Regions from separate parts of the Homo sapiens genome. Here all the other regions are linked to region 1. Evidence: chromatin loops called from intact Hi-C (ENCODE). Cell type or tissue: A673. All regions are shown on one strand. Region 1 overlaps SH3RF2 (SH3 domain containing ring finger 2). Region 2 has its middle 600 kb from the start of PRELID2. Region 3 overlaps KCTD16 (potassium channel tetramerization domain containing 16).

What was found. Peaks named below come from ENCODE experiments on the same cell type or tissue, not always from the same donor. Only the 100,000 strongest peaks of a DNase experiment are listed, where the experiment ranks them.
Region 2: it touches region 1 in a loop (4-fold over the local background); 4 of 110 quality-filtered maps call a loop at or near these places.
Region 3: it touches region 1 in a loop (6-fold over the local background); 46 of 110 quality-filtered maps call a loop at or near these places.

Annotation. Positions count from the first base shown.
Region 1 is chr5:146,045,054-146,053,053 of GRCh38, reverse strand. It overlaps SH3RF2 (SH3 domain containing ring finger 2), which reads right to left. Exons shown (of 10, transcript NM_152550.4): 6 at 5,191-5,282; 7 at 3,809-3,979. The region is part of intron 1 of LOC107986458 (a long non-coding RNA gene); the gene reads left to right. Among named protein-coding and RNA genes, the nearest start is that of PLAC8L1, 57 kb to the left of the region's middle. RefSeq lists an enhancer at 3,881-4,381. In A673, CTCF peaks have their summits at 73, 3,226 and 3,427 (motif pointing right); DNase peaks (open chromatin) are centred at 93 and 3,463; H3K27ac peaks cover 2,007 bases.
Region 2 is chr5:145,233,384-145,241,383 of GRCh38, reverse strand. It overlaps a transcript of PRELID2 not described here. Among named protein-coding and RNA genes, the nearest start is that of PRELID2, 600 kb to the left of the region's middle. RefSeq lists an enhancer at 7,344-7,845. In A673, CTCF peaks have their summits at 3,079 and 3,280 (motif pointing right); DNase peaks (open chromatin) are centred at 3,293 and 5,113.
Region 3 is chr5:144,199,329-144,207,328 of GRCh38, reverse strand. It overlaps KCTD16 (potassium channel tetramerization domain containing 16), which reads right to left. Exons shown (of 4, transcript NM_020768.4): 3 at 1-940. The coding sequence starts at 614. Among named protein-coding and RNA genes, the nearest start is that of KCTD16, 32 kb to the right of the region's middle. In A673, a CTCF peak has its summit at 3,415 (motif pointing left); a DNase peak (open chromatin) is centred at 3,378; H3K4me3 peaks cover 727 bases; H3K27me3 peaks cover 821 bases.

The sequences.
Region 1 (8,000 bases):
AGAGCATAGGTTCAAATGCTCACACCTTTGGGCCCTGGCTGTTTTATAAAAGGCTGCAGTACACACCAAGGGGGCTGGATGGCAGTGAAGAGCCATCATTATAAACAGAAGACAAAGGCTAGGGGGAAAAGGACCCAAACACAGAGAATCAAAGAACAGAAAGGGGCCTAGCACATGTAGCCCAATCCACTCAGTTCTTACACAAAACTTGCTAATAATAATAGTAGGAACTCAGCTGAAAAGGACAGTATTATTCATCCCTGAGACATGGGAAGAAGTAAACTTCCCACCAAGGAAATGGTGGTTAAGAACAAGGGTCACCTGCACACAGATAGATGGACTGGGTATGTATCATTCATGTGGGAGATTAGTGGGGATGGGAGCCTTTTTTTGCATTAGAGAGATCATCAAGGAAAAAGTATAAACACAGTGAAAGCATTGATCCTCTGCCACCTAAGAACCCTCAGGAGCGTATCCTCTAATAGGCACTTGTTCTTCCTGAGAATGTTGGTTCCCCATAAACAAAACCATGCCTCAATGTTAGTAGCACCTCAATATTTGCATATGTTCAGATTTCCCTGAACTGGGAGTGAGGGGAGAACTCAATGGCAATCTATTGTGCTGAAACTCCATCTGTTGCCTGACATGTAGGCATCTCAGAAGGGGTGAGTAGAGATGCTCATGACTTGCCCAAGAACACAATAGACCGACCTTGGCCAAGGAGAGAAATGAAAACTGGAGCCTTGAAATACACTGGGATGAAATTCTACACACACTCTATTTAGGATGACCACACGGCTTGATTTTCCCGGGAGAGTTTCAGCTGATACCTGCCCAAAAGTGTCCTAATTTGGATGATAAAGCATATGGTCACCCTTATTCTATTGAGTCTTTGATGGTATAACCAGGATTTAGGACTAAGGCCTGATGTATAAGCAAATGCCCTAGTCGTGGGGATGGGCCCTGGGGAATTCATTTTAAAGCCATGGAAGAAACCGTTCATGAATTAGGGTAGGCATCCTCCTTGCTCCTCACTGTCAGTTCTAGGCCATTTCCCACACTCCTCAATACTTCCCAGCTTTGACTCATATTATCAGACTTGACTACCCACCACTCCACCTTCCTGCAGTCAGCATTTACTCTCCAAGTCTCTCCTCTCACTCCTTGAAGATTTCAGCTTCTGGCTCGTTGTCATTCTCTGGATACAACTCATCCCACCATGATGATCTCATCTCGTTTCAGGGCTTTAAATAGCATCTCAAGGCTGGAGCTCTCTCTTAAATGCTAAACTCATGTATTCAACTGCTTACCAACACCTTTACTTGGATTATTAAGAGACATCTCAGGCTTAGTCTGCTGTGAACTAAGCTTTTACTTCCCTCCATACCCCAAAACATGCTCGTTTTATGGAGCAGTCACTATCTCATTTAAAGGCAACTCCATCTTGCAGTCACTCAGGAAAAAAAAACTTGCTCTCACCTTGGATCCTCTATTCTTTCACACCTGACATTTTATCTTTTAGAAAACCCTGTTGTCTAAGATGTATTCAGAATCTAACCACTTCTCCCTACCTCCACAGCTAACACTTCGGTTCAATTCACCATCACCTCTCCCCAGGATTATGATATCTTCTTAGCTAGTTTTTCTGCTTCCCCCTTTTCCTTTGTATAGTTTATTCTCAATCCAGCAAATACAGGGATTCTGGTTAAACACAACTAAGATTATGTTACTCTTCTGCTCAAAACCCAGCAACAGGCTTAAAGCTAAACCCTTCATTATGACCTAGGAAATTCTTTATGACCTGGCTACCCCATTACCATTCTGGCTTCCTTTCTAATATCCCCCTTGCTTGCTCTAATCCAATCCTGTTGGCTTCATGTAACCTCTGCCCTCCCAGTTGAAGCGATTCTCCTGCCCCAGCCTCCCCAGTAGCTGGGATTACAGGTGTCCACCACCACGTCTGGCTACTTTTTGTATTTTTAGTAGAGATGAGGTTTCACCATGTTGGCCAGGCTGGTTTCAAACTCCTGACCTCAGGTGATCCACCCACCTCAGCCTCCCAAAGTGTTAGGATTACAGGCATGAGCCACTGCACCTGGACTACTACAGGTCTTTTGTTTGTACTTGCTGTGTCTTTAGTCTGGACATTTGCCTCAGAGATCCACATGGCTTGGCTCCTGCTTTCCTTCTTACTTCTCAGCAAAGCCATCCCTCACCAACCTATCTAAAATTGTAACCACCCCCAAAAATTCTATCCTCCTTTTCTGATTTTTTTGTTAGCCAGTATAATTAACACATCATAAAGATTACTTAAATATCTTGGTTTTAAAAATTTGTCTCTCCCACTAGAATGTAAGCTTCTGTAAGCAGGAATTTTGTATATTTTGTTTACTGGTATTTCTCCAGTGCCTGGAAAAGTTCCTGCCATGTAGTTAGCACTCAATATTTGCCAATTAAATGAATTAAAGCATCAATTATAGACCTCAGTTTGCCCTTGGATATTTTACAACTTTGTAACAAATTTCAAGAACTTTTCTTTGAAAGGAAAAGCTATGATCTTTTATCCTGACTTTCTGCCATGTGAAGAAATCTTTTTATACAACTTTAGATCTATGAGGACTCAGGCCGACTTTGCCTGCACTCTTTCTAAAAAGAGAGTCCACCACCTCACCAGCTAGCCTGGTTGGAAAAATCTATGGGCTAGAAAAAGCTGCCTTTTATTGAACCAAGATGTTCTTGAACGTCTTGGTTTACTGAACCAAGACCAGTTGCATACACTGATCCACTCCACTGCCCCCTCTCAGAACAAATTTACTGCCCTGTTGACACAGTGTATTGTGATCCCTCTGTCCCTTGTCTTCTACAGGTTAAATAACCCCAGTTTCTTTATCGGTTTCTGCTATGATATAGTTTGCTGTCTCCTCACCATTCTTGCTGCCCTCCTCCGGACGTGGCAGCTCACCTAAATGAAGGTCCCCAAAAGTGGGCATATGACTAGGTCTGACCCGCACAGAATACAATGGGGCTCTTTCCCTGTGATTGTGACCCTCTGGTATGTCATAAAGACAGTGTTGGATGTGTGGTGGTAGCCTCACTGCCTTGAGACAGGGTTTGCTTGGGCTGATCGGGGGTGGAGGCAGGAGGAGTCATGGATAGTTTTGGGGTCTAGGTGCATTTGTGGCAGTGGTATGAGGTGGTAAGACAAAGAGGGGGTCAATGACATGAACAGTATGCCACACAATGTAAGAGATCGGGAAAAGCGGTGAGGGAGGAGGCCCTGCAGGGTTACTAGCATTTCATCTTGGGTGTGGAGGAAGAGGTAGGGGTCTCAGTTCATGGAAACTCTGATTAGGGGTCACTCTAGCAGCCTGAGAAGTTTCCCGAGGTGCTCTGGGGAAGTCATCTGACCACATTTTCCCATCACGCCACTAGATGGAGCATTGGGATAGAGGATGTGAAGTGGGGTTCCTGGGATTTGTGCAGAAGAAAACCTGACATCCAGTTCTTGAGCAAGTTGCTTAACTCTGCACACCATTTTCATCTGTAACATAATATCTACCTTAGAGGATTCTTGGGCACAGCCTGTGAGCTAAGAGATACAAAAGTGCTTGTAAGCTGTGAAGGGCTACGAAAAAGATAACTAGTTTTGCTATTTTGTTTTAAAAGAGATAGGCGGGTTATAGAGCAAAAAGCGCTTTCTTGGCCTGTTTTCTGAAAGAGCACTGGGTCTTCCACCAGTTCAACCCACAGATGGCCCCTGGCCTAGGGTGGCCCAACCTCCCAAAGTCTGGGATTGGAGGCGACACACCTGAAAATGGGGATGACGTAATTGTTTGGGAAGATGCCGACTCGCCCGGTGACCAAGGAGACGCCCCTGAGCCAGCCGTCCTGGCACTTCCCCAGGACCCTGACGCCTTCTCCCTTTTGCAGGTCCAGCTCATCGGGTCCATGGGCTGAGTAGGAGTGCAGGGCTACAAACCTGGGAAGACACAGAGAACTGGTGAGGGAGGAAGGAAGACGTGCCTGATGGGGGGCATGGAGTGGGGGAATGGTGGAGAGAGACTGCCCAGTGGTTAGCAATAAGAACCTTCTTGGTCGAGCGGGTGCGGTGGTTCTCACCTCTAATCCCAGCAGTTCGGGAGGCCAAGGCAGGTGGATCACCTGAGGTCAGGAGTTCGAGACCAGCCTGGCCAACATGGTGAAATACCATCTCTACTAAAAATACAAAAAATTAGCTGTGACTGAAGTCCACACAGGAATCAGGCAGGTAATATCCAAGTATGAGTCAGGGGGTAAAGACAATCAGGACTGATGAGGCTGTGGAGGTGGGAATAGCTACCTGATCAAAGGCATTCAGGAAACAATCCATTGGTTTGCCAGATTCAGGGATCACCAGTATATGGCCTCCAGGCATCTCAGACATCAGGAAGTCCCTCCAGACTCCAAGGACTGTGAGACATTGGAGCGTTTTATCAAAGGGAATGGGGGAGTGTTCTCTACAAGGTTTTTTTTGTTTTGTTTTTTCTTTCTAAAATGCTATATTTATTTTTTGCTGTTTACTAAACAACATGTATTTATGACCCAACATTTTGAATCTAAAGCAAGACAATAGAAATTGCTCAATACCCAATCTCCCAGTGATGTTGTGGTATATAATCTTCCAGTCTCTTTCTACTTTTGTAAAATAATGAGCTAAGAGTGATGTGGTTTGCTAATTTGTGTTGTCTTTTTTTTTTTTTGAGACAGGGTCTCACTCTGTGGCCCAGGCTGGAGAGCAGTGGGATGATCATAGCTCACTGATGCCTCAAACTCCTGGGCTCAACCCATCCTCCTGCCTCAGCCTCCTAAGTAGCTAGGAAAATATATGTGCACAACCATTCCTGGCTAATTTTTAAATTTTTTTTGTAGAGATGAGGTCTCACTATGTTGCTCAGGCAGGTTTGGAACTCCTGGGTTCAAGCAATCCTCCTGCCTCAGCTTACTGAAGTGCTGGGATTACAGGTGTGAGCCACTGCGCCTGGCCCTAATTTCTGTTTTTCACCATTATTTCACTTGGAAGTGGTAAAGGAAGGCGACCTATTGTCTCTGGATGGGATGTTTTGGGAATGGTGATGCTAGATCACCACTGTACATGGTAAAGATGACCCCTTTGTGCCAGGACTTGGGTGAAGGGATGAGCCTTTTACTCACATGTTCGCTGAGAGGTGTTGCTGGGAGCCAGGCAGACTGACCACGGCTGTGGAATGTCCTGGAGAGACAGGTGCGGGGTGATAAGTGCTGACCTGCACAGACAGAAAAGACAGCCAAGCAGAACCAATGAATGCCACAACCCAGGCCCACAGCAAACAGAGCAGCTACGTAGAAAGACCTGACACAGCTGAAAACCAACAGCCATGCCTGGTGCCACCCATTGTGCGTCCTCTCTGTGGTTTGTGGCTGTGGGCACAGGGAGGTGGGGAGGAGCTGGTTTATGGCCTGGTGGGGTGGCTTGCCAGGACTGCATTCCAAAAGCCTGCTCAGATAGGGTGGAAGATGAAGAGCCGTCCAATTTACAGTCCACAGGGCACTACACAGGCTCCTCCTCCTGTCCCTCTCCCCACCCCACCCATCTCCCTCTATGAAAACCTGCTCTTGGAAAATGAAATGGTGGCTAATATTGATTCAGAACTGAGCAATTACTAGGCAGTTTTAAGTACTCTATAAGTATCAGCTAAGTTAATCCTTATTAAAGGAATTGTTATAATCCCCATATTTGGATGAGAAACTGAGACAAAGAGGGAAAGAAAGGTCACACAATTAGTATGAAACAAAGAAAATCTAAAATCAGGTAGTCCAAGTTCTGAGCCCATATTCTTATTATTGACTATTGCTAGAAACACACACACACACACACACACACGCCTATCCAATGACTTATAGTAGTTGAATTTGAATCCCTTTCACTTTTCTAGGATAAAAGAGGAAACAATAATGATAAAATGATAAAAGCTCCTGGAAGGCCGGGCTCAGTGCCTCATGCCTATAAACCTAGCACTTTGGGAAGCTGAGCTGGGAGAATCGCTTGAACCAGGAATTCTAGACCAGCCTGGGAAACATAGTAAGATCCCATCTCTTTTAAAAAAATTAGCTGGGTGTGATGGCAGGTGCCTGTCATTCCAGCTACTCAGGAGGCTGAGATGGGAAGTTCGCTTGAGCCTGGGAGGTCAAGGTTACAGTGAGCCATGGTTGTGCCACTGCACTCCAACCTGGGTGAAAGAGTGAGACCCTATCTCAAAAAAAAAAAAAAGTTCCTGTAAACTGCCTACTATCCTAGGGCTTTGGCAAACATATTGCCTTGCTTATTTCCTTCTGAGCACATATCACAGATTATGAGTGTTTCCTTGCTAGACTGTAAATTCCATGAGGGCAGGGACTATGTAAGTCTGGTTCATCATTGTATTTCTGCATGCTCAATACGTACTTGTAGCTTAAAGAACAAAGGAATGAGTGAAGGAATGAATGAAAAGGTCTTCCTACCTAGTACACCAAGGATAATGAAACCTTCTCCATGCCATCCAGAGTAAATACATTCAGTCTGTTTTCAGTCATCTACTGATAAATGATGGTAACTCTGTGTGTGCCTTTTTAGGACTATGCTTTTGTGGGTACAACTATTGTTTGTGTATTTGTGTTTATGTAGGTATGAGTGTGTTATTAAATACATATGTCCCTTTGTTTTGAGCAAACATGTATGTTTGCTCAAGGCCCATGGCAATTTAATGTACATGTGTGATGGCATTGGTCCATTGCAAATCTTGTTTTGTTCACACATGTGGTCTATGGATTGATGTGTGTATGCTATATGTGCTGATGTGGGATTGCAGACACAATTGTATAAAGGATTGTGATTATGAGATTCTGTGTGTATGTATGTGAACTCTAGAGGTGTGTACGAGTATGCCCACCACGTAATTTTGTACATGTGTCTACGTCAATGATTGCGTAAATGTATGTGTGGTCATGTATGTAATTGTGACAGTCCAAAGATCAAGTTGTAGGATCAAAAAACCACTTTAGTCAAATAATAAGTGTTGGGGAGGAGGTATAAAAATGGAAACCCTCATACATTGCTGGTTGGAATGTAAAATGGTACAGCCTCTATGCAGAACAGTCTGGCAATTCCTAATATGATTAAACATAGGATTACCATATGACCCAGTAAATCTGTTTCTAGTGTATGCTCAAAAGAAATGAAAACATGTGTCCACACAAAAACTTATAGGCAAATGTTTCAGCAGCATTATTCATAATAACCCAAAGCGGGAAACAACTCAAATGTCTACTCATTAATGAGTGGATAAACAAAATATGGTACAACCATACAATGAAATATTATTCAGCCATAAAGAAGAATGAAGTATTGATACATAAGAGAACATGGATGAACCTTGAAAACATTATGCTAAGTGAAAGAAGCCAGACACAAAAGACCACATATTAGTTGATTCCATTTATATGAAATGTCCAGAATAAGTCAATCTACAGAGATAGAAAATAGATGATAATTTCCAAGGGTTGGGATGATGGGGAATATGAGGTGATAGCTAAACGGCACAAGGTTTCTTTTTGAAGTGATAGAATATCCTAAAATTGTAATGGTAATGGCTATACATCTGTGAATATACTAAAAACCACTGAGTTGTACACCTTAAATGGGTGAATTGTATGGTAGGTGAATGATATCTCAATAATAAAGCATTAAGAAGAATGAAACCATTCCACAATCACCCTCCTGAGGAACTCTTAGCACTGCATAAAGTGTTCTGAGTTTGTAATCAGATATTGTCACACTGGTTCCTTCAAACAGACATGACAAGGAGCTGGCTTTGGGCTAGGCTGCTCCTTGCCTATGATTGGGGAAGGTTAAACCCCTACAGGGCTTATGTATGTGGAAACTGTTGGAACACTGATTAAATGGGATGGACTTCACTTAACACTCTTGGATTTCCAATATTATGTTT
Region 2 (8,000 bases), 810 kb after region 1:
TAGTCATTTATACATCCAGGCTCCTTTTATCTTGTGATTCCACCTGCTCTAGGTCCTTTGGGTGATCTCTATTCTGCTGGTTGACAAGGAAATGAATGAGAATCGTGTCTTCAAGGTATTTATGAGCCAGACCAGTAAATGACACACATCAATTTATCTTACAGTCTAGTCTCATAGATGTATCTAATTGCAAGAAAGGCTGAAAAATTAATTTAGTTGTGTTCCTAGAAACAAGAGAACAAGTAGCATTTATTGAATGCTTACCTGTGCCAGGTACTGTTCTGTGTCCACTTTATGGGTCAAATCACTTAATTCTGAGAACAACCCTAAGAGATTGATACTTTAATTATATCATATTCCAGATGAGGACGCTGAAGCCCACCCAAGGAAGCTCTTTAACCTGTTTGAGTCATAGAGCTAGTGAACAGCTGAGCCAGCATAGGAGATCAAATAATCTGGCTTGAGAAACCAGCTTCGAAATCATTACACATTCTGCTTTTATACACATAAACAAGGTTTATGGAATCACTATAATATTCACTAAATGTAGGAAACAAACATGTTAATTTTTTTATATGTCATCTAAGCTTATAAGATCATAACACCTAGGATTGACACAGTGGTGGTATAAAGCAGTTATAGTATGAAATTCAGTCATAAGCAACAGGAGCCTTTAAAATGGGATTTGCCCTTTGGCCCAGCAATTCTACCGGTTTTTAAAGAAACCCTCAAATAAATACAAGAAGTTGTACGTAGAAAGACATTTATTATAATGTTGTTTAAAATAGCAAAAATGTGGAAACAACCCAGCTGCCTGATAATAAGTATAGTTTCAATAAATGTTGAGATATACACAATGGATTATTTTGTAACTACTAAAGATGAGGATGCACATGGATACTTATAAAGTATGTTTATTTACTATTTATAAATATGTAAATTACAAAATATTGTATATATCAGAAAAAAATATTTTTGTTTAAAAAGTGTATATTTGTATAGGAAAACCTTGGAAAAGACAGAAACAAAATGTTAATATTGGTTAATGCTAGGTGGTGAAATCTTTGGTTTTAAAAACTTTGCTTATTTTTATTTTCTAATACTTCTATAAAAGCATGCTTTCCCTGTCTGATGAAAAAAAGAAAGCAATAAAGCAGAAAGTGAAAATTAAAAAGAAAATACATTTGCTCAATGTAGAGAGTGCCAGTGAGATGTACCCATTTATAAATGCCATAAAACGTCAGACCATTATGAGGAACCATCTATTAAATTCATTTTCATGCATTCAATTATCATATGCTCATTCATCCTATTATCAACAAGAAAGACGCAACCTTGTTGTCAAAGAACTTATTTAGGAGGGAGAAAAGAGGCAAAAGATGTACCAAATTCTGAGAAAACAGCATTCAACGATATGCTTTGCTGGGGGCCATATTTTTATATGAAATAATTTAGCACAAATTGTGGCTGCTATCAATCACATTTAGTTGTCATTATCATCCTTAAGTTATTCAGTGGCAGAAAAACCATTCTCATTTTGCCAGGACCTTACCTCAAATGTCTGAGAATATTCTAAAGAAGCTTCTATAAGGGTCCATTCATCAGATGAGAGGGCCACTTGAGTAGGGCAGAAGCTTATAGAATTTCTTAAGGACTCTTATGGGTTAAAAATCTTCTGAAATATCTCCATGGATAACTTACTAGGAGGCCTTGAATTTCTTTTTAAATAATGGCATTTCCATTTTTCATGGTGTATATTTGAGCTTCTGGAGAGCGAGGCATCAATTTGATTTAATTCAATTCAACAGACATTTATTGTAATTGCATTATATTTATTATAATTGCATTATAGCATTTACCATCACTTCAGGAGGAATCTCAGTAATTAGAGACCTCAGCAGTCAGTCATTTTTGCCTTTTGTCTAAGTGTAGGATACCTCTGGGCCTCTGCTGACCCAGAATACTGTGCTGTAATTGTCTGTTTATCCCAGGAGACAATATCCTTGAGACCAGAGACTATGTCCTCTCATCACTCCAAGTGATTCCTGGAACATGGTAGGCACTCATAATTACCTTCTGGGAAAATCCACTCCTCATTCTTTTGCCCCTTTTTAACATTTAATTGCTCATTAGTATTTCTTTCAAAGGAATTGCTAGAGAATAGCTAGACAAGAGGAGGAATCATTGGTCAGTCATAAACATTTAATGAGATAGCTGAAGAAATTACAGTTCGGATTAGAAGATTATAGCACAATTTTAAAATTAGTACTTGCCCTCGTAGAGCTCATACTCTTACTGAGACAGTGCACATAGTCCCAGAAAAAATGCTTCAGATGTTTAACTGTATGTCACTGAAAAATTCACATTAATGTGTGTGTGTTAGATAGATAGATAGACAGATAGATAGATAGATAGATAGAGACAGATAGATACCCACACATTATTTAATATAAACTAGTATTAGGAAATTAGCTCAATAAAGCAGGTAAATAAGTGATGATTTAGATAATTGATGATTCAGATAATTACGTGACTTCTTTATTGAAGGAAAGTAGTTTTGTGTAGGCTTTCATTTGCATATGAAGTGTCCTAAGTAATTTTAATCACTTCATTCTTAGAAATGTATGGATTGTGGTAATATGAGGTTCATTTATAGGATAGTGGGGACATAACAGGGGAGACCTTTCACAAGGTGGGAATATAAAGTAACAGAGTAGTCAGATGTGGGTGTAGCTATTCTGGGTATGTGAATTTTGAAAAGGGTTTGAAAAAAGTCAAGAAAAAAACATTTCATTCATTTAGTCATTTATTTATTCAACAGATGCTTAGTACATATCTGGCATAGGAGAAAAAGGCATGGAAAAGTAGCAATAGGAAATGTGTAAATAAATGCATTTAGGTTTTACATAGACAAATTTTCTCCACTGAGGTTGACATATTCTGTGGGGGAGTCATAGAACGTCCTGAAATCGAGGAGTGCTGAATGAAATTAAGAGCTAGAAGTGTTGAATAATGGAAGAAACATCCGCATTGATGTCAGCAAGTCCTGGTTTTGAATCTTGGCTCTATTTGTTGAGCAAACTACTGTCATCTGTGAAATGGGGATAACAATTACCTTATATGGATAAGTGAAGCATTTAGCCTCCTAGAATAGCACCCTAGCACATAGAAATGTATAGCAAAAATTGCTTCTCTTCTGTCCTCTTTCTCTTCTGTAATGTGGCCCTTTTCATAGCAAGCTAATAGGGAGGCTTGGGGAACCAAACTTGTTACAGTGAACTCTAGGTGGCGCTCTAGCAATGTAAGAGAGGTTGTTGGAGGGTAGGTCTTTGTGAGAAGGAATGTGGCATATGCCAGGTGCCTGATTACCACATGAAATATGCCCCGTTCCAGCCTAACCTCGAGTAAGCTAGTAGGATTGGAGGGTTGGGGTTCTGTGAAAATACCCATACTCATTTCAGCCATGTGAAGAGCTGTATGTATTTTGTGTAAGACTGGTTAGAGGATCAGTAACACTGACCACTTCTTTCCAGAAGCACAGGAAGGAATGATCAGATGGGGAAGCACATGGACAGGTCATCCAAGGAGAAAAAATAAGTATTTATGCTGATCCTTTATTATCAGTGGTAGAAAAAGTCCAGCCTCATTTGCCATCACACTCTCTGCTGCTGCAACCAGAGGTGTGAGAGTCCTGTGAGAGGGAATGAATCTTTAGAAGGAACCAGGAAAGATGATGGATACAGGGGAAAACACAATATTTCTTTCTTTGAAAGGCTACAAGGGTGGGAGAAGTCGGCTTTAGACCAGCAAACGTGTCATCTGTGTCACCACCTCTCAATTTCATGCTCGTGGCAGACATTAATAATTGATTATGCCAATTTTCCCTGTTGAGATTAGAAATGACTACACAAACATTCTTGTCATAGCGCTCCAGACAACCATTAAAAAAATCATAGGAATTGACACATGTATGAAAGCTCAGCCATAGGCATATATAGCTATCCCACCCTGAGGTTTTTGTTTGTTTTGTTTTGCTTGTTATTTTTCTGTTTGGCTGGCAATGAAATCTAAAGAGCTGTCTTAGAAGATATGTTATGCAGATTTGCTGCAGTAACAAATAACCACACTGTCTTGGTGACTTAGAATAACAGTGTATTTCTGGCTTACATTATGTGTTGGGACTGTGAGTCAACTGCTGTGGCTCTGCTCTGCAATTCCTCATTGCTGCATGGCAGGACACAGGCTCAAGGAGCAGACCCAATTTGGGACATGCAGTTTTTATGGTAGAGGACAGAAGAACAAGAGGGTTGGCAGAAACAAGTGATGCCTCCTAATACTTTTGCTCTGATGTGTATGTCAAGTTCCTCACATTCTTCTGGTGAAAGCACATCTCAAGGCCAAATCCAACATCAACGCAGTGGGGATTGATAACCAAAATGAGTGACTGACACAGGTCTCAATTATGGAGGTTTACTAAGCCAGCTTTAGAATGCATCTGAGGAAAATAAGTGCCACAGACATAACTGTGGCTATTTTTCCAAAGAGGTTGTCAGGAAGTTTAGTATTTATACATTTCCTTAAAGGTGTGGAAGGCATGTAGGAAGAGGGGCAGGTGGGCAGTAAGGTGAATAGTTACATTCCTGTGAGACTTTGGTCAGTGCCCAGTAAATCTACATTTTCCATGAGATAAGGTAAATTTCTGAAGAGAAAAAAGGAAGTAAAAAGAGTCAACTATGCAGACATCTCTGGGTAGGTTGAAGAAATGAGTCTTGAATTTGTTCTGCACTTGGGAAAATAAGCTTGTGATGAACATTATCAATGTGGGTTTTAGGAGCTAGACTTAGATCGTAGACCTAAAGTTACAGTTGGCATGTCCTTGTTTATGGGAGGCCAGCAATTTATTTACTTGTGAATGATCTGTGGGGGCAGCCCTTTGCAGATGTCTGAGGCTTTTACCTTTTCATGAGGATCTTGCTGATGCACAGCGTTAGTAACAGCTATTTCTTTGGAAGAGGGTGTTGCAATGACTCAGCTTCCTCTGGGTTTAAGCATCCTTTTGCATAAGAAGTTTGGGAGGTCCTGAGATTTAAAATTTTCCTTTACAGGATGTATACTCCTTTTAGGGCAGGGATACTGCAAGAGACACAGCTGTGGTTGAGGATATATCATCCTCTTACAGGATGGAGAGGAAATGATCATGCAATCTACCACTGAAGATCCCTTCCTTGTAATCTTATTAAGGCAGCATAAACCATTTATGCACCATAGTTGGTAACTAAGCACCTTTCAGGATTCTTCCTCAATGCCAATGAAGACAGAACCTATGGAAATCTGAGGTCGAGCATCTTCTAGCAACTCATTCAAGTTCTCAGATTGTGGGCTAGCACCTTCTCTTTAGGAAACTTCTCACTACACTCTAAATAGCATGATCTAATTAGACCAGCTAACTTAAGCCAAAATTCTTTACATGACCTGTGCACTGGCTCCTGTTTAGTTTCTAAACACTTTTGACATTCTTCACCAGGACCTTTATTATAGGACAAAAATATTGCTTGAAGTTAGGAACATACTATGTTTTCTTTGCATATGCTCTTCCCTTTGCCTGGGATATGTTTCCTGCTAGGAAACATTTGCAAAGCTTACCGTCTTATCCTATGTACACACATAAGTGTGGCATTTGTCATTCAGCAGGCTCTAGGATGGCAAATCTGCCACTTTTTTCCCTAATAAGAAAATCTTTGTAAGCAAAAAAAAATAATCTTGGGTGTCAATTGAAACAGAAGTGAACCAATGTTTCAGCAAAAGAGCACAGACACATTGTTCTCATTAATCCTAATTTGCCATCCCCACCAGGGACGATTTGAGTGCCAATTCTTGTTGCAAGGAAAGCACCCAATTCTCTATTTCCCTGAGACCTTCCAGCCAGGGCAGTAGCTGACTTCAGCACTCCCTCTGGGCTTGACAGCAACTGAAGGAGCAAATGTACTTAATGCTTGGGTTGACCAATGAGTAAGTTACACCATTTTGAGTGACAGCTATATAATTCTCCAACAACTGTACACCTTACTCAAATAAAAGAACATGCTACAATCACAGGATTGAGGGGCTCTGTCACCTTACCATAAGAATATCGGCCTGTGACCCTCTTTCCTTTCTATACTCTGAAGAGCTGAGTGTTTGACCCTCAGTTACTTGTGTATATATATATATGCTTTTATATACATATTTATGCAGCAATAACAAGAAAGAGAATGGCTCAGTGAAATGCTGATAGTCTGCTAAGGTCACTGAAAGTTGTGCATCTATCTTCACTTCCTGCATCATAATATTATGGTCCTGTTACATTTCCCTTTGATACAAAATATTACATTTCTTTTTACTTAACTGATAGGTGGTTGGAATTGTTGTTTTAATTTTGCAAAATCCACGAAGAGGACCAGTCTCAATATTCTGGAGGAAGAAGAGGACATACTGAGGCCACAGCTCATATAAATACACATTGCCTTGGAAAATACCCTCATCATCCTCAGGTCTCAGCTGTGATAACACTTCCCCTGGGTCATTCTGAGCCAGGTGTCCAGCTATGCGCTTCTATGTGTAGTTTGTGCACTGAATGGGTAGACTCTATTTCTTGAGGCAACGTTTCTTCAGTGTTTAGTCTACTGGTTTGGATGTAGACTAGGTCTTCAGTAAGTATTCATGGAATAGATGGCATAAATGAATTCTTACTGCAGTTGCTTGTTCTTGTCTTGTAGACCAAGGAAAGATCTTGGGTTGGACTAGGCCACCAAGAAAATGGAAATGGGAGTTGGAACGCTTTTTAGGAAATACTCTGACCAAAGCAGACATGTTTAGAATGCAACATTTTTTACCGCTCTGGGCTTCTCCTTTCTTTATAAGGAAGTACTCTAGTGTGGTAGTTAAGGGCAGAGACTAATGACTGACATACCTGGTATTAAGTATTTACTCTACCTTTGGTTAAGAGTAAGGACTTTTTAAGCAAGTTGGTTTAAAACCTCTAAGCCTCAGTTTTCTCAACTGTAAAATAGAATAAATAATAATACCTATCTCATGGAGCTGTTGTGTTGAGTGAGATTGTGAGTGTTTGGGCCAGAGTAAGCACTCAGTAGTTATTAGTTGTTAAAGTTGATATTGCTAAGAATTAGTATATTTCTGATTTGATTATCAGAATAAGAAGAGTCAGGAAAATGAAGTAAAGCTACTAAGTATCTATGAGCAGATTTCAGAAGGCCATATGATTAAAAATTATTGGTAACTTATATTCTCTTGCATATAACCTTCCACTACTGACAACAAATTAAGAATACTCCATGTAAATATAATCAGTATTCAAATAAGGGTGTCTATTTTCCACTCGCTTTGTAGAAAAGTAGCATAAACGTAAATGCAAAGACTCTGAAAGCAGTGTGGTTGGTAAACATTACACTTCCCCTACCCCTGTCCTATTCAGATCCCAAGGTTGGTTATGTTTTAAAAACACACTTGCTTTATTAATCTGATTTAAGATAAAGGAGGAGTTATTAATTATACATAATGCTTAGGCTAGCTTGTAAGAAACTGACATTGTGGCCTTTGTTAATAGAATTGCTTTCTTAGTGATTACTCAGTAGGGGGTGATACTAGGTGCCCTTTGTTGCAATAGAAACGATGTTTACTGCCACAGAAGACAGGTAGCTGTGGCCTGAATGGACTTTCTCCTTTCCATAACTGTCCTGAGAGATGCTGGGTCAGCATTTCCGACCTTTTTAAGAGGCAAGTCTGCTCTATCTTCTCAGCTGTAGGTCAATGAGAGTAGATTACCTTTTCTAGTTTTGATTTTAGATTCCTCACATCAGTGAGGAATTCTAATGTCCAACAGGGTTGTGGTGACTGCCTTCTCCAAGTCCGTCTTCTTTGAAATGACAGCATGGCAGTATCAATAGCCTCATGAAAAAGGTGGAATTTCTCCTCTGAAAACAATGTTCTACCTCAGGATAGGA
Region 3 (8,000 bases), 1.8 Mb after region 1:
AAGACTTCTTTTGCCAAGGAAATCCTTCCACAAACCAAAATCCGGGGAACTCTCCGAAACTTGGCATCTGCCTGTCCCTCTCTGCCCAAGGTGCAGGATCCTCTGTAACCCACAGTAATGAAACCCCACTTGCGGTCGGCAGGGAGCAGGGAGGAAGGGGGGCAGATTCTTGTGTCGCTTCCTTGGGAGGCATCTTCAAAGTCACTGTGGCAGAATTCATCTGGGCTTTGCTTGATTTCATCGGGGGTCAGGAGTTTGACCAAGTCTGGGAGCTGGAAGTATTCAGCTTCCCTTTTCAGTCTTCCTTTTTCTGGAAAGTGATCAGGCAGGACCACCTGCCTGTCCCTGAGATAGTCCAGAATATAACGGAACAAGAATCCATCTCTGTCAATGAAAAACCTTCCCTTGGAGTCCTTGGCTAGATCATTAGCCGTGTCTCTCTTTGGGGAAAACATTTTCCACAGGAGGGAATGAGGGATGCTTATCAATGTGGAATGGCGAGTAAAATAAACTTGACCCCCGACATTCAGCTCTACCACCTCAGGGAAGGAGTTGGGAACTGCGGACCCTTGTTCTCGAGGATAATAACGACTACAGTTTCCACTCAGAGCCATTGTCCCTTTCTTCTGCTGCTGCTATTTTGATTTAAAGGTGCAATCCAATGGAGTCACAGCCTTATCCTTTGGATCAACTTGTAAGAAAGGGAAAAGGATGCTAACTTATTAAAAAATGACCTCCTCTTATCCCAGTATTTTTCCCCCAAGAAATCAAAATGTATAAGAGTCCACAGGTGAAGTGATGCTGAAAAAGTAGTTTAAACCCTGGATGGTGGATGGTAGTGAGCTGCTACTTCATAAAATATAATCAACTCGTCTATATCCAATCTTCCATCAAGCTCACATGCAAGGCAGGCCAATTCCCCAGTTACTCAGATGTCCGTCTGAAGGAAAAGAGAAAAAATTATTTCCTCAAACCTGGAATGAGTCAGAAAAAGAGTCCTCTGGAGAGAGAGAGAGGGAGGGAGGGAAAAACAGAGGGAGGGAGAGAGAGATTATTTTACATAAGCAGCTCTGGAACTACTGATCTCAGCCATTCTTCAATTAAATCATAGCTTCTCTCATGCTATTTTGTGCCTACATGTTTATCTATAAGCCTCTGTCTCCAGCAATTAGTATGAAAAACAATTTACTTGTAAGTCTACATTAAAAAGAAACATGCAATTTTCAACTTCCAAATGGGAATTTTTTTTTCAGCTGGACAGGAAAAGCAATAAGTCTTAGAGCTTACCTTAGTGAGTGCTGGAGACCCAGTTCTTGTGAAAAAAATAATAATAACCATTTGTAAAGCAATCAAAATCCACAGCCAAACTGAGTCTGGATCTTGTCAAATCCCAAACAGGTAAACGACCGAGGTATCAATGAAAAGTGCCAGAGAGGTGTGCTCTTGGAAAATAACTATTATATATATGCATTTATATAAATGCCTATTTGTATTTATGTATGTATGTAGGTACATATGTGTTCATTCCGTATCTTAAGTTAAAACAAGTCGCAAAAAAAGTTAAGCCCTGATGAGAGGAGGTTGGGTTGAAGAAGTAAAGCAGAGAAAATATTCAACCAAAGCTTCCCCAGGGGAAAAGAAAAATGGAAAAAGAAATCTTTGGAAAGGATCCTTAGAAGAGAGTTGCAAGAGGTACCAGGACTTAGAAGCTTTTCAGAAAGCCCAGAAGCAGAAAGATGGAGAGATGTGCCCTGCTAGGGTCCCAGGTAGCCACCCCACCTGCCGGCAAGGGCAAACGGACTCCCATGTTCCCAGCCAGGTGGGAGCCGGTGCGAGCCAGAGGCCAACGCAGCGCAGAGATGCCGGCGGGGGGCCCGGGGCTCCGGCTTCTCTGGCGGCGGAGCTGGGTGGTTCCACAGTTCCCAGTGCAGTTCGGATGCTGTTGTTTCAGCAGTGCAGGCAAGAAACCATCCAGGGAAATGACTATTACATCATCTTAAAGGAATATGGCTTGGAGAAAGCGGAGGCAGCTCCGAGTCACGTCCTCCTCGGTGACAGGTTGCCAGGACTGCACGGGGACGCCGCGCTCCGGCGGTGGGCACGCGATTGCCAGGCGCGCGGGGCTTGGGGCGGGGACGCAGTGCTGCGCAGCCACTTCCCTCCCTGTCCTGTCCTGGAGTCTGGAGTTTCCAAGGGCCTTTTCCTTCTTCCTTGTCTTTACCTCCATCACCATCCCACAGCAAATCCCTGCCCCCTACCCAAGAGGTAAGTTGTGAGATAAACACAACTGACTTTTTATTTGAAAAATCTACAGATCTTCCCCCCTCCCCCCTCCTCGTTCACGGAATTCCTTCCTGCTGAAGGGCAAATATCCCTCTAATGCTTGTTTTAAAACACAGACACGCACACCAAATGACCCCAGTGTTCAAACTACACAGTGTTTTTTTTAATCCTTTGATTTAAACCATATTCACTCAAATTCTCCCTTTTTTTCCTTTTCTATTTCATCCGCCTGCCACCACAACCCCTAGCAAATAAATAAATATGAATATATATGTAAATAGGTAGATACATAAACACTCTCTCTGAAATTAATGATGCTCTTTCAAAATGAAGACGTGAAGCACCGGCACCCACAGAAAGCCCACAGTTTACATCCATAAGTCATTATCTTAGCTCACCTGTAAGAAATTGATACCTGCAACCTTTTTCTGGGGTTGTTTCCTTACTGCGCGTCTCTTTGGACGTGCCCCCAGCCCCTCCCAAGTCATCCCAAGAGGACTCTGGTGGAAGGCACTGCTGCTAAAAGACATTTTACTCCTGTTCCAGAGGGCTCCCTTAAGTGCATCATTAGAGTTTCAGGAAGGCATTTCCAGGGCAACCTAATCCACTAACAAAGTGCTTCCAGTTGAGCCTGACAGTCAATAATGGCCCAGCCAACAGCTTACAGTAAGTCGGCCATTTCCCCTTTAAAACACCAGTGTCTTAGGGCTCACATCCCTGATAAGAATATAGTGCTTGGTCAATGAATAATATATGTGAGGCACACGCCATCCCAAACAATTGCTATTTTTAAAAAGTGAAAAACAAAAATGGAGGTGAACTTAGGAATTATATACATTTTATGAGAAACGTGTTTATTGCCAACTCTTGCCCAAAAAATTAGCTTGAAGATACGCTCAACAGTAGGATAAATTAGTTTCTACTTTAACAATCTTTTCTTTCAATAAGCATTGGGTTACTGAACATATTCAGAGCGTTAGCTAACATTCCTACACCTGATTATATTTGACTTTGTTTCGTTAACTAATGCATTAACCTGTTCTGGCCTCAATCATTAGGATTTTAATGCTGGACCAAGCAAGATGTTTGTTATGTGATGCACTTATATCGCCATCTAGTGCCCTAAGCTATCAGTGCAGCTCTGTATCTGGCAACTTAATAGGGCCAAAACATTTAGATTTTCTTTTATTTTTAAGTTTTTATAGTGATCTAAGTTTACTTGGCATGCACTGCTCACCATGACAACAAAATAAATATTTCGTTGACATCAGGTCAAAGACAAAATAAATCTGAATTCAGACCTATTAAGTACTGGTTTTGGTTGTAAAGTAAGCAAATGTTTTATTTCTAAGAGAGTAGGTCAAAACGTCATGACGATAGCTTTGGAGCTCAGGTATGAAAACACTGCAGGGACAGTATGGCAGTAGGTGGAGAAACAGAGTAAGAAAAATTATAATCTTTTAGAGCTAAAACGGACTTGAGGAATGAAAATTAACTATCTCTTCTTAGAGATGCAGAACTGAGGAACAGAGAGGTTCAGCACTTCCTCAGGGTCACACGATTCCAGAGTAACAGGATGGGCTTTAGACCACTGACTCTTCAGGATAACCATCCTCATTTTAACCTTAGATATTCTTGAATAGGAATAGAGAGGCGGCAAGTTTAAGAAACAAGATTTTTTTTGAAACAACAAATTGCAAGACATTTTCTTGAAATTTGAAACAACAAATTTCAAGATTACTAAACATGTTTTTAAAAAGCACACCAAGAATTAATATTAATATTAATACTCTTAAAAAGAGTATTAATATTACTTTAAATTGCAGAGTTAAAAGATTTTATAATATAAAAGAAGAATATTCTGAATTTTTAAAATGAGGAGTTCTGTTCATTGGTCTGGGTTTTATAGGTTAGGTTACTTTTGAGACAAGTAGATTCTTAACCTTTTTTGGAAAATGGACTGCTTAGAGAATCTAATAAAACCTAGGAAATGAATCCACAAGCATAAAAGTTTGCATTCACTGTCAAGGCAGAACCTCTCAGGAAAGGCTGAGTAAAAAGAGGAACAGGTGCGGGGGCCATGTAGTTGATGATTCACATAAGCAGAATTCCTCAAATTTTGACTATGAAACTTCTTTTTGAAGTGAGATTACACATACATTCACAGAGACACACTCTGAGAATTGAAAAATGGAAAACATTCACCAGACAACCTTAATCTTGCAACCCATGATTTGATCATACCACCTGAAACATTTTGAATTGGTATTTTTCATAAACACTGTAAATATCCTGTTTTGCACAATTATATTGCATCATATTGTTAATTGTTGTGTGCTAAAACAGTTTGTTTATTATAGTAAGCAGTTAAAAATAAACACTTGCTTTGCTAACTCTATTTGGGCATATCTACTTTTTAATCTAAATGGAACCTCAGAAAAGCAAGATGGTCTAGGCCTCCCTCACCTTCTGAGAGATCAGGGGTTTGGTTCAAGATTGGCCTGAAGCCCATTCATGTTGGGGTTCATAGACCTCAGGTTAACATCCCCAGATCTGTACTCCTTCTTGTTTCTTTAGTCTCAGGGATGAAAACGAATGAGAGGTGAGATTAAAAAGATAAAAGACTTGAAGGAAATAAAGCAATACACTCTACAAAGAGATTTAAATAGTGCTAGAGTAAGCGAATGTCTCAGGGAAGTTGTCGGTAAGCCCGGCTGTTTGGTGCCTTAACAAGAGGCAAGAAGCCAAGTCTAGGCTGTAAGTGTATTCCTAGCCTTCGTGTCAGCAAATAACACCGCTAGTGTTATTATTCTCTCTTGGCAGCTCTCCGCTGAAACACTGTGGGATGGCACTCCCGGACTGAAGGCTGAACAGCATACGGCAACAGATTTCTCTTAGAGGAAGAGCAAGGAAGAATGCTCCATCCTGTTCTTTGTAATATTCAAGCATATAGCAAATCAAGACGTATGTTAGGTAAATTGTGAAATTGATAAAATATGTTTTCGCCTCTGTTTCCTGCTTTCACATGCACAGCCAAATATTGAAGGGTATATTCTCAAAAGGACTATTTTAATTTTGAAATAATGTGATCACTCTCTACATTCTCACTCCTAACACATCCTTAAGTTTTCTCTGCCCTCAAGCAGAGATAGCTTTCATGCTGACAGCCTTCGCTATCAGGGAGGAAACAGACCTCATAAACTTACTTATGCTAAGATGCTGCACACTCATCGTGTTATGTGCTCCCAAGGATTCCTGCATTATCACCATTATCTTAATAGCTGCTGTTTATGGAGGGATGACCATCAAGTCCTCACCACAGTCAGTCGTTATCCCTCTTCCAGTTCTGCCTGGCTGGCTGTGTGACTTTGAACAGGAGACTCATGTCTCTGAGCCAGGGTATGGTGGCAATAAAAAGACCTGCCTCGCAGGTGTGTTGCGTGGACTAAATATGAAGATGCATGTGAGCTCTCTGGCACATTCCATGGCTTTTAGCAAGTGCTTAATAAATGTCATTAGTGTTCATGCTAGTGGTTTAAAATATCTGTATTCATTGTTGTTAAACTCCAATTGAGGCATAAAGAAATTACAAAAGATGCCCAAACATAGAAATTGAGTTCTACATCCAAAATCATTACTCTTTCCAGTATGAAAATTCAGGTTAACACCATTGCTTGTTATAAATGTATTTATTATTCATGGGGGAATTTCAGGATTTGGTGAGGGAGATGGGGTGGCAGAGTGGGGAACTGAAAATAATCAGTATCGCAGTGGTTAAAAATGAAAATGCCACTGTCTTTTGCCAGACAAGATTATTTCCCTGGTAACCTTTCATTTATACTACATGGATTTATTAAGTGCCTATGTTGTGTCCAGCACACTTCTAGGTAGTTGAGATGCAAAGCCCGATTTCATATAGTCTCTGACTCAAACACTCACATGCAAATGCACACACAAACTCAAAATCCTACCAATGGGGGAAAAAATTTAAAGTTACATTGGCTGGGTAAGGTGGCTCGCACCTGTAATTCCAGCACTTTGGGAGGATGATGTGGGAAGATTGCTTAAGGCCAAGAGTTTGAGACCACGCTGGGCAACAGCAAGACCCTGTCTCTACAAAAATACATTAAGAAATAGAAAAATTAGCCTGGTGTGGTGGTGCATTCCTATAGTCCCAGCTACTTGGGAGGCTGAGGGGGGAGAATACCTTGAGTCTCGAGTTTAAGGGTGCAATGAGCTATGATGGTGCCTCTGCACACCAGCCTGGGCAACAGAGTGAGACCCTACCTCAAAAAGAAAACAAAGTTATAGATTCTTGGGCACTGCCTTTTATTTTCAGAAATATCCCTAGTGCCGTATTTAGCCTTTGGTGTTACATAGTTCACGTATGATTTTGACAAACCATTTAACCTCAGATGGCCTCTGCTTCCATATCTATAAAATGAAACCATCTCCCCTTAAAGAGATATCATGGCCAATGACAAAATAAAGATCAAATACAGCTGTCAAATCTTCAGACATTCTAGGAAGTAATTTGCTATGTAAGAAACAGATGAAGAAGGCAGCAAACAGTGATCTTTCTTGTTAACGTAAAGCCTGGCAAGAAAGAATTTGGATTAGACTTGTATAATCTAAAAGTTGGGAGTGGAGATCCTTCGGGGTCATCCACTGCAGCCTCAGATTCAGATAAAAGCTTCATAGCAGATGTTCAGCCAAGTCATTTCTCTCACAGTTTCTCCCTGAAAATACTCCTGATTTCCACTGTCATAAAATACAAATGAAAGCAAAAGCTGTCTGTATCACCATTGTGCCTCCGAACAGAATTCTACAGGATAAAGTTCTTCTAAGTGAACTATAATTTTGAGATTTGATCTTTAAAAAAAAAAAATTATGCTACTCTGAAAAAAAAGTACTGCTCTTCAGACATAAAGGCAACTTTACTGACTATATTCACAGGGTCTAAAATTTTTGCGGTGTGCATGTATGTGAGTGTGTACGCAAGTATACATTTCTGTAGTAGGTACAGATGTGAAGTCACATTTTAAATTTGTCTTCAAAACGAGGAAGCACTTTGGGAGGCAGAAGCGGGCGGATCATGAGATCAGGAGATCGAGACCATCCTGGCTAACATGGTGAAACCCTGTCTCTACTAAAATACAAAAAATTAGTCGGGTGTGATGGTACGCACTTGTAGTCCCAGCTACGGGAGGCTGAATCAGGGGAATCGCTTGAACCCGGAAGGCGGAGATTGCAATGAGCCAAGATTTTGCCACTGCACTCCAGCCTGATGACAAAGCGAGACTCTGTCTCAAAAAAAAAAAAAAAAAAAAAAAAAAAATGAAGCTGTTCTGGAACAAATGGTCAAAGTTAGGAGTGCACAATTTGGCCATGAAGTCAAGTAAAGCCAACTCCCACATATGTGTTTTAAAACTGTGATCTCATCAGCATGAAGCCTAACCAACAGAAATATACTTATTTCTGAAAATGGGTTGGCAAATGAAAAACATAGCTGCACAATTAGCTGCACGATTCTCATATAATTGGTTTTACTAAATCCACATGCACTATTTTAGGAATAGCCCTAAAAACAAGACGCCTACCTTTGCCTCCCCTGAAGTCCTTCACCTACAGCCTGTTGATCCATGTCGTGTTATTCCCTGTGGGATGTTTGTTAGCTAAATTGTATTACACATGTTGGTGGAGTCTTCTTTATGTCT